2 separate regions of the Homo sapiens genome follow, and region 1 is linked to region 2. Evidence: read pairs that join two places in POLR2A ChIA-PET (ENCODE). Cell type or tissue: A673. All regions are shown on one strand. Each heading gives the region's core, and the rest is flanking DNA. Links, peaks and the distances in the headings are about the cores only.

What was found. Peaks named below come from ENCODE experiments on the same cell type or tissue, not always from the same donor. Only the 100,000 strongest peaks of a DNase experiment are listed, where the experiment ranks them.
Region 1: POLR2A ChIA-PET joins it to region 2 with 11 read pairs; 4 of 35 experiments call an interaction of 5 or more read pairs at or near these places.

What each region holds. Positions count from the first base shown.
Region 1 is chr21:31,155,470-31,163,105 of GRCh38, reverse strand. All of the region lies in intron 16 of TIAM1 (TIAM Rac1 associated GEF 1), which reads left to right. Among named protein-coding and RNA genes, the nearest start is that of KRTAP19-8, 120 kb to the right of the region's middle. RefSeq lists an enhancer at 3,903-4,432. In A673, for the core only: no CTCF peak of the experiment used is centred there; a DNase peak (open chromatin) is centred at 3,825.
Region 2 is chr21:31,582,854-31,590,489 of GRCh38, reverse strand. It overlaps LOC107985488 (a long non-coding RNA gene), which reads left to right. Exons shown (of 3, transcript XR_001755005.1): 3 at 1,443-1,481. Among named protein-coding and RNA genes, the nearest start is that of TIAM1-AS1, 27 kb to the right of the region's middle. RefSeq lists a silencer at 4,087-4,287 and enhancers at 5,520-6,304, 6,305-7,089. In A673, for the core only: no CTCF peak of the experiment used is centred there; no DNase peak of the experiment used is centred there.

The DNA of each region.
Region 1 (7,636 bases), core at 2,532-5,031, 430 kb after region 2:
TACTTTGATAGGTCAGTGTTCTCATCTCCTTGTGGATTTTGAGAGAGATCGTTTCCATGTTAAATATAGTGAGTCATGAGGTCATAAACAGAGTCCTGTATAATATGAGGTTCTGGCAGTGGAGAGGACGGAAGAGGCTCCAGGGCTTTGCTGACTGGTCCCATGTGTCGCTCTGACTCCGTGGTTCTTTTTCCAGAGAACAAGGCTCTTGAACTTATCTGGAACATGAAGGGTCAAATATAGAAATAGATGGTGCTGTTCAAAGATTTTCTTGTAGAAATTCTTAGTGGGCTTTCTAAAAAGGGACAGAATTTTCTCAAAATTATTGACAAGCTACTCGGGAGGCTGAGGCAGGAGAATTGCTTGAACCTGGGAGACAGAGGTTGCAGTGAGTCAAGATCGCGCCACTGCACTCCAGCCTGGGAGACAGTGTGGGACTCCATCTCAAAAAAAAAAAAAAAAAGATTAAGAAGTTTGGGTGATGATTTGAATATATTTTAAAGATCATGCAGTAGACTGCATTCAAACCATAAGTTCGTATTTCATTCTGCTGGGTTGGATGTGGGGAGCACTGTGTAATTCTGTGTCCGAAATACTTCCTGGTTTTGCTTTGATTCAGACTTCATCTTCTCTATTTGAAATTTTGTCATGCAACTCAAATTAGTTAGCTAAAATAACCTTTGGTCAATTAAATTTCTCACTTAGGGTATTTGAACGCAAAAAGCTTAAATGAGCAGTTCTTGGTGGCTGGGTTCTACTGTGTGTTATTAATAGTAAATGAGAAGTAATACTTATTTAAGGTCTTGTATATATTAGGCACTGTTCCATATTAACTCATCTTAGCCTCACAACACTCTTGAGGGAGATACTATTATCTGCCCTATTTTATAGATGAGGGCACTGGAACAGAGAGGTTAAGCGACTTGCTGAAGGTCACACAGCTCTGTGATGACAAAACCAGGATGCAAACCTGGTTTGGCTCCAGGTCTTGTCTTGTTAGTGGCTATGTTAAAACTACCTTGTGTCCAGATTGTTAACATCTGGTTTTAAATACTGGGTTTCATAAAAAGAAGGAATTAATTTATTAGTGGTGCTGTAGGCCATTTATATATACAGCCATAAACCACTTAAATTTTTTCCTAATGCTTAATGTTTCTGTGTGTCTCTTTTTATGATTTAAAGTAAGAGCAAGAAAACACCTGAAGTTTCTTGATCAAGGCTAAATATTTTTTGATGCGTCTCCTATATAAGTGTGAAGCTTTTCTTGAGAATAAGCTGAAAATTAATTTTTCAATCGTTAGCTGTCTAAACTCGGAAGCATGATTTAGCCTTGTCTGAATGCACGAGGCTGAGTGTAGAGATGTAAATGTGTAAATAACTAAATAAACAGAAACAAATAATCACTTTTTATTCCAGCTGAATATGTTAGAGCTGTTGATTTTGTGTAATATTCTTGGTTTCTTTCTAAATGGACTGTTTTACATGATATCGGTCAGCATAAAGAAAAAGCATGTTGGAGTTCTGTATGTTTTGCACTTGTACTGAATAGCAGTTTTTGCTATGTGTGGCCTTTTAGAGTTGAGCAAGTAAATAATTGTATGCTTGTTGTTGAGCGTGGTGGTACTGGAATGTCACAGCCGCTGGGGAGGGGCAGGGGAATGTCACACTGCAGGGACAGTCTAGCAGCCTTTCTCTTTCTGAGCCGCCTCCTCTCTCCTGTGACTGTGGGTGACAACCTCAAAAAGCCTCATCATCACTGGCTACTTTTTTCTCTGCTTCTCATTGAAAACTCTTGTTTCTGGAGATGAATGCTAATTAGCTTCAGGGCAGTGCGGTCATGTGTCATGCATTCCAGGCCGCCTGGCAGCTGTGATTGTGTTTTCCATTTAGCAAATGTATTAGAATAATTTTCAGGACATTTCCATTAGGAATGACTTTTTCTTTCTCATCCATATTGTTTTTGTCTCAGAAATGTCTGCTTTTATAACAAAGCATGAGTGGAAAAATGTGAAATTATCAACTGTTAAACACACACACACACACACACACACACACACACACACACACACAACTTTTCTTAGTTGCCTGCTCTTGACTCAGTGTGGAATACCTTGAAAGTTGTCGGAGCCGGGCAGGTTTAATATTCCTGAGCAGTGCAGGATGCTGGCCAATCAGCTGATCTCAGGCTGCAGGGCAGAGACGCTTACATCCCGGGGAGGCATTTTGTGCTTTGTTTTCTTGCCAGTTTCAGCTCTCCCTTTCTGGAACTTTTGTTGTTTAGCCAGGTGAAATCAAAGCCTGAGTTCTGGTCCACAGTTTAGCCTTTGACAGCTTCCCAGAGGGCACTGGTGGGAAGCGAGTGCAGCTCCGGGGTCTCACCGTCGCTGTCCTTGCTGCGTTGAGACGTGGCCGTAGATTTTCATGGGAAAACCAGCATGGGACGTCCATATGAGAGGATGCTCTCTTCAGAGCTAGGAGGCGTTTGGTGCTCTGGGAATATTTTAAGAAACTTCTGTCTCCGTGCTGAACACGTCAGGTGGTAGAATTAATTACCATGAGAATACATTCCTGATGATGTCTGCACTGTGGAAAATAAAGCGCAAGCCCAGGATTGAAAACAATGACAAGTCCGGTGACTCTATGTATCGAACACTTCATCTGGTGAGCGCCTTTGCTGTTTGAATCCTATCTTGCTAGGTTTGATTGTGTTATGACTTTCTAGCTCAGTTGTTTTTCAATCCGAATGACAGTGATTACACCTTTCCCATTTCCCCGTATTCTGTCCTTTTACCCTCTGGATACCCTTGTTCATAAAGTCTGTATTGTGGCTTTTGGTGGGGGACGTGGGGAGGTTCAGAGTTGGTATGGAGTTGAATTTGCCTAGCATCTTTACATTTTTCTACTCTTTTATACTTAAATGGCAGAAAGATGTAATCTGCATTTTTTTGTTTAATTAATGGTCAGTTGCATTTTTTGCCTTTGTTTTGGTTATTGAGATTTTGATTGTGTTTTGTGTTACGTGCATGGTGAGAATCTCCCATCCCCCCTCAGAACGGGCTGTCCGAGTGATCGGCAGGGAGGTCTGGAAATAGGATGTTCAACTTGTTTCCTTTTATAAGGCTTGAGGTGTTTTTGACTTTATTTCTGCTTCCTTGAGAAGGAGATAGATATAGAAGGGTTGGCTCAGGGGACGTGTTACTGGTTTGACAGCAACTGACCTATTTGAACAGGTCTATTCCTACAGTAAATATTCACTCTCCAATGAGGAAGTGTAGTGGGGTAATGGCAAGAAATAATTTAGCAAAATCAGATTCAACCTTTTAATAGTTTATTATTAATAGCTCAGTCTGTCGACTATTAGATGTTGTGTCATTTAATCAAACTTAAACTTCTACAGTGCGTACACCTGATTTGCTCAAATAAGCCTTCTTCCTTCTTGGATATTTCTTCTTTGAAGTTTGTTCAAGAGGAAACTGAAAAGGTGATCGAGAACTGTAGGGATTACCATTGTACATAGTGTCTCTGAAATTATGGAGCGCATTGTCCCCAAAAAAAGCTTAAGTAAAGGCTATAAGATTTTAGGCCACTCTGGCCCCTTTTAAATCTGTGGGATGTGTTAAATCGGTCAGACTCAAAGAACAGTTTTAGAACTGTGAACTCATCTAGAGTTAGAAATTGCCTTTGGTGGTTGCATAACAGGAAGAGCTTAAACAGCTGGGTGGCTTGAGTTGATAGTGTGTACTTAAAAGTCTACCCCCTCTTTTTGTACTTTCTTTTCATCTTCCACAGGAGGAAAGCAGCATTATAAACATTGAGCATCACGCTGGTCTCAGTAAAGTGGCCCATTTCCTCTTGCCATTGTCCTCTCCTTGTCTGTATGTTGGTTGGATAATTCTTAGTCCTGACAGTGGAAAAGCTCTGCTACCCTTTAACAGTTTTAAACTCTCAAAATGCCTGTAAGTACTTTTTTGGTTTCCAGGGTGACTGATTACAGTCCTCAAGTAGGGGAGAGGTTTTTACTTTCCCCACTGGAGAAACCTGGTCTGCCTTCCCCTTGCTGGAGTCCTAAGCTGCTTGTCCCACATCCAGGATACTTGGCTTTTGGGAGCGTGTTGAGAAGCTCCCATTGAGGCGACCTTTCTTGGCACTTGTGGCTACAGCGCTTGGTGTGGGAATGACTAGGATGCCATCTGTAACACTCAGTGGTGGAGCGGGGCAAAGCCTTGAACCCAACTCCTCCTATATTCCACATCATGGCTAAGCTGCGTGGAGAAGGGCCTGATGGATTTTGATGTAAAGAAGTTTGGCCACAGTAAAGAGGGAGGGGGATTTAAAAGCTGAGCCCCACAGTATGGAAAAATCTCTAGCTTAGAGGTATTCTAAAGAAAACCTGCATTTCATAATTCCTTCCAAAAAAAATTTGGGGGGGTGTTATTTTAATAAAACAGAATTTTCAAACTTGATGACATCCTTTTAATTTGTTTCCAAGCAAATTTTAAGAGGCTTGTATATAACACCGCTTAACAACATGTATGTGCATTATAACTTGTAATGATGCATATGGTACCTTTTTATTCTTTATTCAAATAACGTGCAGTTGACAGTAAAGAGATTACATCCATCTGGACTCAGTTCCTTGTGCTACACCTGAGGGTTGGTGCCTTGATTCATTGAGTAGGGTTGCCGGTGGGGAAACTGCTTTGCCCCTTGCTCAACTTGAGAGACCACTCAGCTAAGTCTATCCTAGGCCTAGGTCGTACCTAATAAGGAAGGGATACTTAAGGCTGTGAAATGTCCAAAGAGGACCCAAGGGAATTTTAGCTGTCCCCTGAGATGCTAAAGGTGTTTCCTAATATAAGCCAGAACTTATCTCTGGCTGTCTGAGGGTGAGGTTGGGCCTAGGAGACAGCTGAATTTAGAGGACTGAAGCCCTAGCCTGCATCCTACTAACCTGAGCTCACCCCACAGGCCTGCTTCAAACTAAGGATGCCAAACCTCAGGCGTGGTAAACTTACATAGACCAAGTCAGAAACCCTGTTCACACTCTTAAAAATGGAATTCTCAAAGTATTTATGGTAGAACAGATGGAATGAAAACCCAGAGGTAGTGAGGTGTGAATTGGAAGCACAAAGGAATGTGTTAGGTTCCTTTGTCTTTTGGAATTTCCTGCCTTTGATATGTGTCAGATCCCCATGTTTGCCTTTCGTGAATCACGATTTCACACAGTTTGCCTAAATGATAAAAGGTGTGCTCTGCCTCTGTGGCAGTTCCTCAGATAACGTTTTGTTCAACATCATTTCATCATAACGTTTATGTGAAAAAAATTGATTTCTAGCCAGGACCACTGTCTGCGTGGAATTTGCATGTTAAATCCAGGTCTTCGTGGGTTTTCTCTGGGTACTCGGGTTTGCTCTCACAGCCCAAAAACGCGCACATGGGATGAATTGGCATGTCTCAGTGGTCCCTGAGTGAGTGTGTATGTGTGTGCACCCTGTGATGGAATGGCATTCTATTCAGGGTTGGTTTCTGCCTTGCACCCTGAGCTGTCAAGATAGGCTCCAGTCACCCATGATCCTGAGCTGGAATAAGTGGGTTGGAAAATGAGTGAATAAGTGAATACAAATCATTATAAAATAAAAACTTGTAAAGTATACAATCATACAAATGCATAGCAGGAAACTATGCAGTACAAAAGTATTCAGAGATCCTGCCAAAGTTGTTCTTGCTAGTTTTTGAACTGCATGATGGTAGGAGGTGCCCCTTAACAATTTTTGCTTTGCAAACATTTATTGCTTGACTTAACACACTACCGCTATGACCACCGTCACTCACCAGTTCACCAAAAGCTGGGTAAATAGTTCTCTTAACTTGTTTTTATTTATCTTACTTAAATGGATATCTGGCTTACATTTATTTCAGTGTTTAATATTAGAAGTCTTTTGGTCTTTATTTAGAAGCGTGGTGATTTTTTCTTTGACCAGAAATGTGCTGTAGGAACTTAACTTGTTTGTATCAATTAGCCTACAGTAAAAATGGTTTCTTTATGCCGTTTAGCTTAAAGTCAGTTTCCAAGAACCTATAAACCATGTTAAGTGAGGACTCACTGTAATAGACTGCAGTGAAGAATATATTTGCTATGAGCAGTAGCTTTCCTATTAATTCTGTGAAAAACAGACAGCTGTGGTTACTGTTGGAAGCTTTAGAAAAGGATGGTATAAAGCGAGGTGCCAATTATACATTTGTTGTGTTAGGTGCCTTTGCCAGGTACCAAATCAAAGCAACCAAGGAGAGTTTGGGATAAGACAGGGACAGGGCACAGTTAGTTGTCAGCTGTTATCACTGTCTGTCCATGGATTTTCATTTTGGCAAGGGTTTGCTTTCTTTCTCATTATGACTGTGTTATAATGAGTTTTCTATTACAGTTATCACTGGATCATCTAAAAGACACATGAAGATTTTTTGCTAAAATGGATGTATTTGTTCCTTTGTAATTTTTAAGACAAAGCCCTACTTGACTGTATATTTAATGATGATTTTGAGTTAGTGAAATTCTAGCTAACTAAATAAAATTGTTTAGTTTATTTCTACTGAAACAAGCTTTGATGAAAAACACAGTTTTTCTTTTCTAACAGCCTTGTTGAGATATAATTTACATACCATAGAGCTGAGCCCATTTTGGTCAATTTTTCCAGTCAGTCACCTAAGGGAAAATTGTTTGTGGGGTTACTCAGTGTCAGAAACATGCATTTCCACAGAAAACATTGAATAGTGCCACTGACAGGTGACTGACACCTTCTGGCATATAAGACCAGGGTTAGTGCTAGCAATGAATAAGCTGTGGTAATTGTAAGAGAATTAGAATAATAATTATGTGGATGTGGGTCCTGGCTCTCCTCTGTCCTGTCATGCCACTGCAGCTAATGCATCCTTCTTAGGTTCTGATTTTCCCTGTCCTTGCCTCATCTTTATTCCAGACTTCCTTCCCTTTTGGATATGCTAATGAGGGAAAGGCTCTTCAGTGTTGGCTGCCTTCCTCTGTGTTTAAAACTCCTCCATGGCATACACTTGATTTTAGCTTTTCTGACCTACACAAAACAGCAGCCTTGACTTTTAGCTCTGTGCACCAACGATTGTTTTTGGGAGGGTATTCTCATGTTCTTGCTAGGTAGGTGGATGATAGAAGAAGTTATTCTTTATTTGCACCGGTATTTACTGGAAATGCTTTGTGCCTAGAGTTGAATTAGACAATAGAAGCAGAGAGAGAAGCGTGAGAAGGACAGCCACTAGCTTCAAGAAAATTTCCGGGGCCGGGCGCGGTGGCTCACGCCTGTAATCCCAGCACTTTGGGAGGCCAAGGCGGGTGGATCACAAGGTCAGATTGAGACCATCCTGGCCAACATGTTGAAATCCCGTCTCTCCTAAAAATACAAAAAAATAGCCGGGCGTGGTGGCGGGCGCCTGTAGTCCCAGCTGCTCGGGAGGCTGAGGCAGGAGAATGGCGTGAACCCGGAAGGTGGAGCTTGCTGTGAGCTGAGATCGCACCACTGCACTCCAGCCTGGGTGACAGAGCGAGACTCCGTCTCAAAAAAAAAAAAAGTAAGAAAATTTCCATCAAACATTCATTGAGTGGTGCTTT
Region 2 (7,636 bases), core at 2,296-4,795:
CAACTGAATTACAAAACTCATCTGAACACTATTTTCCATATGGCCAACTACACCTGCTTTATTATTGGTACCTAGTTTTTCTCGCCCCATCCTCCTGCTGTGGGGGGAGGGGGGGCAGAATGGTTGCTCCTCAGGCTGTCTGCACAATAACTACCCCCCAGGACTTCTTGAGTTGCAGCCTAGGTTTTCTGTATCCTGGGTCATCTTTCCCCACACGCAAGAGTTTTAATTGCTTTTTTGTTGCGCTGTAACTTACATAGAGTGCGCTAATATTAAATGTCTAGTTTGCTACGTTTACATATGTCCACACTTGTGTAACTGCTGACCAAATCAAATTTTAGGACATTGCCATCATCCTAGAAGCTCCCCCACTGCATGCTGTGCCTTTTCATCCAGCAATCACCTCCATCCCCAAGGCCAACCATCATTCTGACTTCTGTGTGTGTGTGTGTGTGTGTATGTGTGTGTGTCACGCTCTCGTTCTGCTGCCCAAGCTGGAATGCAGTGGTGTGATCAAGACTCACTGTGGCCTCAACCTCCTGGTGCAATCTTCCCACCTCTGCCTCTCAACTAGCTGGGATTACAGGCATGCACCACCACCCCTGGCCAATTTTTTATTTTTATTTTTGTAGAGATGTTGTAGAGATGTTTTATTTTTATTTTTATAGGGATGTCGCCCACGCTGATCTCAGACTCCTGGGCACTAGTGATGCTCCCACTTTGGACTCCTAAAATGTTGGCATTACAGTCATGAGCCACCATGCCCAGCCCATTCATATTTCTGTTACCATAAATCAGTTTTTGGTTTTTTTTTTTTGAGACTGAGTCTCGCTCTGTCGGCCAGGCTGGAGTGCAGTGTCACGATCTCGGCTCACTGCAACCTCTGCCTCGTGGGCTCAAGCAATTCTCCTGCCTCAGCCTCCCGAGTAGCTGGGATTACAAGGGTATGCCACCACGCCCGGCTAATTTTTGTATTTTTAGTAGAGATGGGGGTTTCACTATGTTGGGGGTTTCACTATGTTGAACTCCTGACCTCAGGTAATCCACCCGCCTCGGCCTCCCAAAGTGCTGAGATTACAGGCGTGAGCCACCATGCCTGGCCCATAAATCAGTTTTATAGGGCACTAGTCCCATTCATAAGGGCCCCACTCTTATGACTGTCAACCTAAATAAACAGAGGCTCTCCAAAAGAAAATGATGTTTACTTGGGAAAAGAGCATTACAATGGGCATATGCATGCCATAGTAAACTAGGTACGTATTCAGGGAGGTAAAAGAAAACAAAGGTTTTTAAAGGAAAAAGTGAAGAAGATTACATAATTGTTTTGAAATAATTATTCTTGGCTGCAAAGATCAGTAACAAAGGTGATGCCAGTACAAGGTTGGACGTAGTTGCTGAGTAGATGTCCTTGCAAAAGTTTTTTGTTTTTGTGTTTTTTGTAGAGACGGAGTCACCCTATGTTGCCCAGGCTGGTCTCAAACTCCTGGGCTCAAGCAATCCTTCCTGCCTTGGCCTCCCAAAATGCTGAGATTACAGGTGAGCCACCGTGCCCAGTCACAAAAGTATTCTTTTGTGTGAGGTTATCATGGCCATTGTGCTAGGTTGTGAGTTTTGCAGTCTTTGTGATAGTTTTGTTACTAGGCGTATAAGCAAGAGAATCCTCTCTTCATGGTCTTCCCCGGCTCTATGTGCCAGGGGTTTTGTTTGTTGGTTTGTTTGTTTAGTTTTTTTTTTAACATTAGTGAGTCCATTTTGATTCTGACTACTTCTCCCAAAAGGCCCCACCTTCTATTTTTTCTCTTTTATTTTATTTATTTATTTTTTGAGACGGAGTCTCGCTCTGTCGCCCAGGCTGGAGTGCTGTGGCCCCATCTTGGCTCACTGCAAGCTCCGCTTCCCAGGTTCCCACCATTCTCCTGCCTCAGCCTCCCAAGTAGTTGGGACTACAGGCACCCACCACCATGCCCGGCTAATTTTTTGTATTTTTAGTAGAGACGGGGTTTCACCATGTTAGCCAGGATGGTCTTGATCTCCTGACCTTGTGATCCGCCCTCCTAGACCTCCCAAAGTGCTGGGATTGCAGGCGTGAGTCACCACGCCTGGCCCCCACCTTCTATTAAATAATGCCATCACCATGGGGTTAGGATTTCAACATATGAATTTGGGAGGGAAACAAACATTCAGACCATAGCAGGATCCCCCTCTGTAGGAACTTCTTCAGCAACCAGAGCTTCTCTTGCTTGGTGAAGTAACCATCAGAACCTTCCCTTCACCATCAGAACCTAACCTTCCCTTCCCTCCCCTTCCCTCCTCTTCCCCTCCCCTTCCCCTCCCCTTCGCTTCCCCTTCCTTGTTGCTTTTCTTTTCTTTACTTTACTTTTTTTTTTTTTTTTGACAGGGTCTTCCTCTGTTGCCCATACTGGAGTGCAGTGGTGTGATCTTGGCTCACTGAGACCTCCCAGGGTGACGCAATGCTCCCACTTCAGCCTCCCAAGTAGCTGGGACCACAGGCATGCACCACCATATCTGGCTTTTTTTTTTTTTTTTTTTTTTTTTTTTGAGAGATGGGGTTTTGCCATACTGCCCAGGCTGGTCTTGAACTCTTGAGCTCAAGTGATCCTCCCACCTTGGCCTCCCAAAGTGCTGGGATTATAAGCGTGCACCACTGCACCCAGTCAGAACTTACCATTTTCAGACATTTTGTTGATACATCCTGTCTGCTGTTGCCTTGTCTCCCACGGTCTTTGATCATTATACTTTATGTCTACTACAGAGTTGTTAGGCTTGATTTTCCAACTTAAAAAGCAAAACCTCCCCAGGTGCTTAAACAACTCTTCAAAATCTAATAAATCAAACTTCCAATACTGAAATCTCTTAAAAGACCAATATTATTTATCAACATATTCCATTTCTCTATCTACGTATAGATATATATGTATATGTATATATGTGTTCAATCTGCCATGTTTATTTGGAAGTCCTTCTGATGTTACAGCCCTTCACACATTTGAACATGTCTTCCCCAGATTTGAAGATCTCACCTCCATCTCTTCCCCAGCTCAGCAAGCTCATTTTCTTCCATGGTCCTCATGGGACATTATCATCACAGCCTCACCACATTGTCACCTGCAGGATAGCTCTTCAGATGAACTCTTCAGAAAGTCTATTTCTCTCTTCTCTTCAGAAAGTCTATTTCTCTCTTTTTTTTTTTCTGAGACAGAGTCCCATGCTGGAGTGCAATGGCGCAATCTCAGCTCACTGCAACCTCCGCCTCCTGGGTTCAAGCAATTCTCCTGCCTCAGCCTCCTGAGTAGCTGGGATGACAGTCGCCTGCCACCACCCCCAGCTAATTTTTGTATTTTTAGTAGAGATGGGGTTTCACCATGTTGGCCAGGCTGGTCTTGAACTCCTGACCTCAGGTGATCCACCCACCTCGGCCTCCCAAAGTGCTGGGATTACAGGCGTGAGCCACCATGCCCGGCCTTGATTGCCTTTCTTTTAGCTCTTTTAAGATACCTTAATGTCCTGCCATCTGGCACTTCCATCCCATCAACTCTTTCACATTCCTGTGTGATTCTTTCTCAACCCCTTTTAATTTTAGCACCTGATTTTGGTGGCTGAGATTCTGCATTAAGGTTGCTGCTGTCTTCATTCACCTTTTCAGGCCCTGGCTGAATTTTGTATTCTTTTCATGGTCTCTCCATCCAGCAGGGCCACCGCTCACCTGACTGGAGTCTATCTGGCTTTCCTTCCTGACACTCAAGTCATGCTAATGACATAGATGTGGCCTGAGCAAAGGACGGGGGGATTTTTCTTCTCTTGCTTGGATCAGCTTTGTTCATCAAAGCCCACACTATGCTACGTTTGAGTTGAGTAGGGGCACTAAGTCATCCTATTGGCACAGATTGAGATTGTAGTAACCTGAACATTCTAGACCAACAACCTCTTTCCATAGTATCAGTTATTTTTATGCACTTGGTATTCTGTGGACCAGAATGTACATTTATCCTGATTAAATTTCTTTTTTTTTCCGATTAAATTTCAATTGTTAGATTTCATCCATTGTTCTAGCCTACCAAGGTATTTACCAATCTTAATTCAATCTTGGCAGGCATTTACCAATACCTTAATTCAATCTCTCAGGATAGCGTTGATCTCTCCAAGGTCCTGATAAGCCATCGTCTCAGCATTTAGAATGACAATGCAGGACAGAAATAGACCAGCACGGTGGACGGTGCCTTTTGGTACCGACCACTGCTGTTTTGTTCAGATAAAGAAAGAACAGTTGGTGGAAGGAGGCCCAATCAAGGATTTGGTATTTAAAGGATAAACTCCTGGATCCATTTTTCTTATACTTCTGGCTTCCAATTAAAGGACTTATTTCCTGGACCTGCTCCCCCAAAGTCCATGGGCCAGAGATGGGGAACCTAAAGGAAAGTTTCAAATGTGAGGTTTTTTTTGAGAGGGCCCGGATATATTTAAAGTGGGAGAGGTGGCTTTCTGTTCATTTATATTGACTCCCCCTCCCCACCTCTCCTTTTTTTTTTTTTTTTAGGATGGAGACTTGCTTTGTTGCCCAGGCTGGAGTGCAGTGATGCAATCTCAGCTTACTGCAACCTCCGCCTCCTGGGTTCAAGTGAGTCTCCTGCCTCAGCCTCCCAAGTAGCTGGGATTACAGGCACGCACCCGGCTAATTTTTTTTTTTTTTTTTTTTGCATTTTTAGTAGAGATGGGGTTTTACCATGCTGGTCAGGCTGGTCTCAAATTCCTGACCTCAAGTGATCAGCCCACCTCAGCCTCCCAAAGTGCTGGGATTACAGACATGAGTCACTGTGCCCGGCCTCTTCTGACTCTCTTTTCTACCCCTAGAAGATAACTAGAAAGGCAGGCTTTTAGAGCTGCATTAGGAGTGAACAGAAATCTGCCACTTAATTGTCTAAATGGGGAAACTGAGGTGCAGTGAAGTCAGGTTCCTGGGCTAGCCCACTCTGGAACAAGATGACAAAGCCAGGAGGGGACTCCAGTTCCATTGCTCTGTCCTGAGCTGTCTCAGTCAGGTAACCATGGCTGTATACCTGCCACCGCTTCCTAGAGGGTCACTGTGTCTCCAGAATCTGGGGGAAAACATTAGCTTCTTATTAAAACATATGAGGATAGTCCGGACTTGATGGCTCACACTGTAATCCCAGCTCTTTGGGAGGCCGAGGTGGGTGGATCACCTGAAGTCAGGAGTTTGAGAACAGCCTGACCAACGAAGTGAAACCCTGTCTCTACTAAAAATACAAAAATGAGTCGGGCATGGTGGTGGGCACCTGTAATCCCCAGCTACTTGAGAGGCTGAGGCAGGAGACTCATTTGAACCTGGGAGGCAGGGTTGCAGTGAGCAGAGACAGCACCATTGCACTCCAGCCTGGGCAACAAGAGCGAAACTCTGTCTCAAAAAAAAGAAAAGAAAAAGAAAAAAAGAAAAAATGTGCATTTACTAACTACTTGGGCCATGGATGCCAGATCCCCCAGAGAGTACAAAAGTCGATATTTTACTTTATGGAAGAGTTTTTAAGCAGAGAAGTAAGCCTTCAAATAGGCTCCACGAATGTATCAGCTCTATTTGTGGAGGTAGGTCTGTAGCAAGTAGGAGAGGGAAACCATCCTCGTTTCCCTTGTGCTGTTATCATTATTATTTGTTATTTGTAGGTGTGACCAGGGCACAGAATATAAAAGAAAACACTTAAGAAGCCTCTGTGAGGTTACGGGTCTGGTTACTGAGACCTCTCTATAATATGCAGATTTGGCTGGGTGCAGTGGCTCATGCCTGTAATCCCAGCACTTTGGGAGGCCAACATGGGCGCATCGCCTGAGGTCAGGAGTTCGAGACCAACCTGGCCAACATGGTGAAACCCGTCTCTACTAAAAAAACAAAAATTAGCCAGACGTGGTGGCAGGCACTTGTAATCCTAGCTACTTGGGAGGCTGAGGCAGGAGAATTGCTGAAACCTAGGAGGTGGAGGTTGCAGTGGGCCGAGATCGTGCCACTGCACTCCAGCCTGGGGGTCAGAGAGAGACCTTGTCTCAAAAAAAAAAAAAAAAAAAGGCCATGATGATAATGGCGGTTTTGTGGAATGGAAAGGGGGGGAAAGGTGGGGAGAAGATTGAGAAATCGGATGGTTGCCGTGTCTGTGTAGAAGGAAGTAGACATGGGAGACTTTTCATCTTGTTCTGTACTAAGAAAAATTCTTCTGCCTTGCGATCCTGTTGATCTGTGACCTTACCCCCAACCCTGTGCTATCTGAAACATGTGCTGTGTTCACTCAGGGTTAAATGGATTAAGGGCGGTGCAAGATGTGCTTTGTTAAACAGATGCTTGAAGGCAGCATGCTCGTTAAGAGTCATCACCACTCCCTAATCTCAAGTACCCAGGGACACAAACACTGCGGAACGCCGCAGGGTCCTCTGCCTAGGAAAACCAGAGACCTTTGTTCACTTGTTTTATCTGCTGACCTTCCCTCCACTATTGTCCTATGACCCTGCCAAATCCCCCTCTGCGAGAAACACCCAAGAATGATCAATAAAAAAAAAAAAAAAAAAAAAAAAGCATATTCATTCATTTTAGCTTTCTGAGGATATTGGTCAGTCCTTCCCAAGAAGCCGGCTGCATGATGGACCCTCATTTCCATTGCCTGTGGACTGGCTTTACTATCTGTAATTAACAGTGAGGAACTTCGTGGATGGTATTCTTTTGTAGGCATGAATTTCTAACCGAAGAACATCTTTCAGCTCTCAGCATTGTTCATCTGAATGTTGCTATGAGACTGCGGCTATTTATTCCTCTAAAGATCTCTTGCGTGGCTCTGGTGACAGAGTGTATTTTTCATAGCTATGCAGTCTTTCTTCTTATGTAAAAAAGAAATAGGAGATTCTTGCCATTTATTTAACATCGCCTATGAATACATAAGAATATTAGATGGGGGTGGACACCAGAGGTCTTGGGGGAGTAGAGGCCCTTTCAACTGTTTAATTTCTGTTTTATTCCGATGACGTGGTAGAAAGTTGATTTGCCTTGAAGAATCAAAGACCATCAAGCTCTCAGTGCATGTTCCAATAATGTGCTTAAACAGTTAAAAATAGATATGTTTTGGAATAATAATAATCAATGGGTTTGGAATAATAATAATACATGGGCTTTAGAGTAAATAGGCTATAAATATTCTTACCAGTCAATACTATGGGGGATATGTATCTCACAATACAGAGGCATGGTTTCACCTGCCTATTAACCTTTTCTTCTTTTCAGCTTGAAAACATCAATTTTCTTTTTCTTTCTTTTTTTTTTTAAATAGATTTTCACTCTGTCGCCCAGGCTGGAGTGCAGTGGCATGATCTTGGCTCACTGCAACCCCCACCTCCCAGGCTCAAGCGATTCTCCTGCCTCAGCCTCCCAAGTAGCTGGGATTACAGGTGCCCACCACCGCATCTGGCTAATTTTTGTATTTTGTAGTAGAGACAGTGCTTCACCATGTTGGCCAGGCTGGTCTCAGGTGATCCGCCCACCTCAGTCTCCCAAAATGCCGGGATTACAGGCGTGAGCTACCACACCCCGTTGAAAACCTCACCTCTGGGGATTTACCCCTCTCTCAGG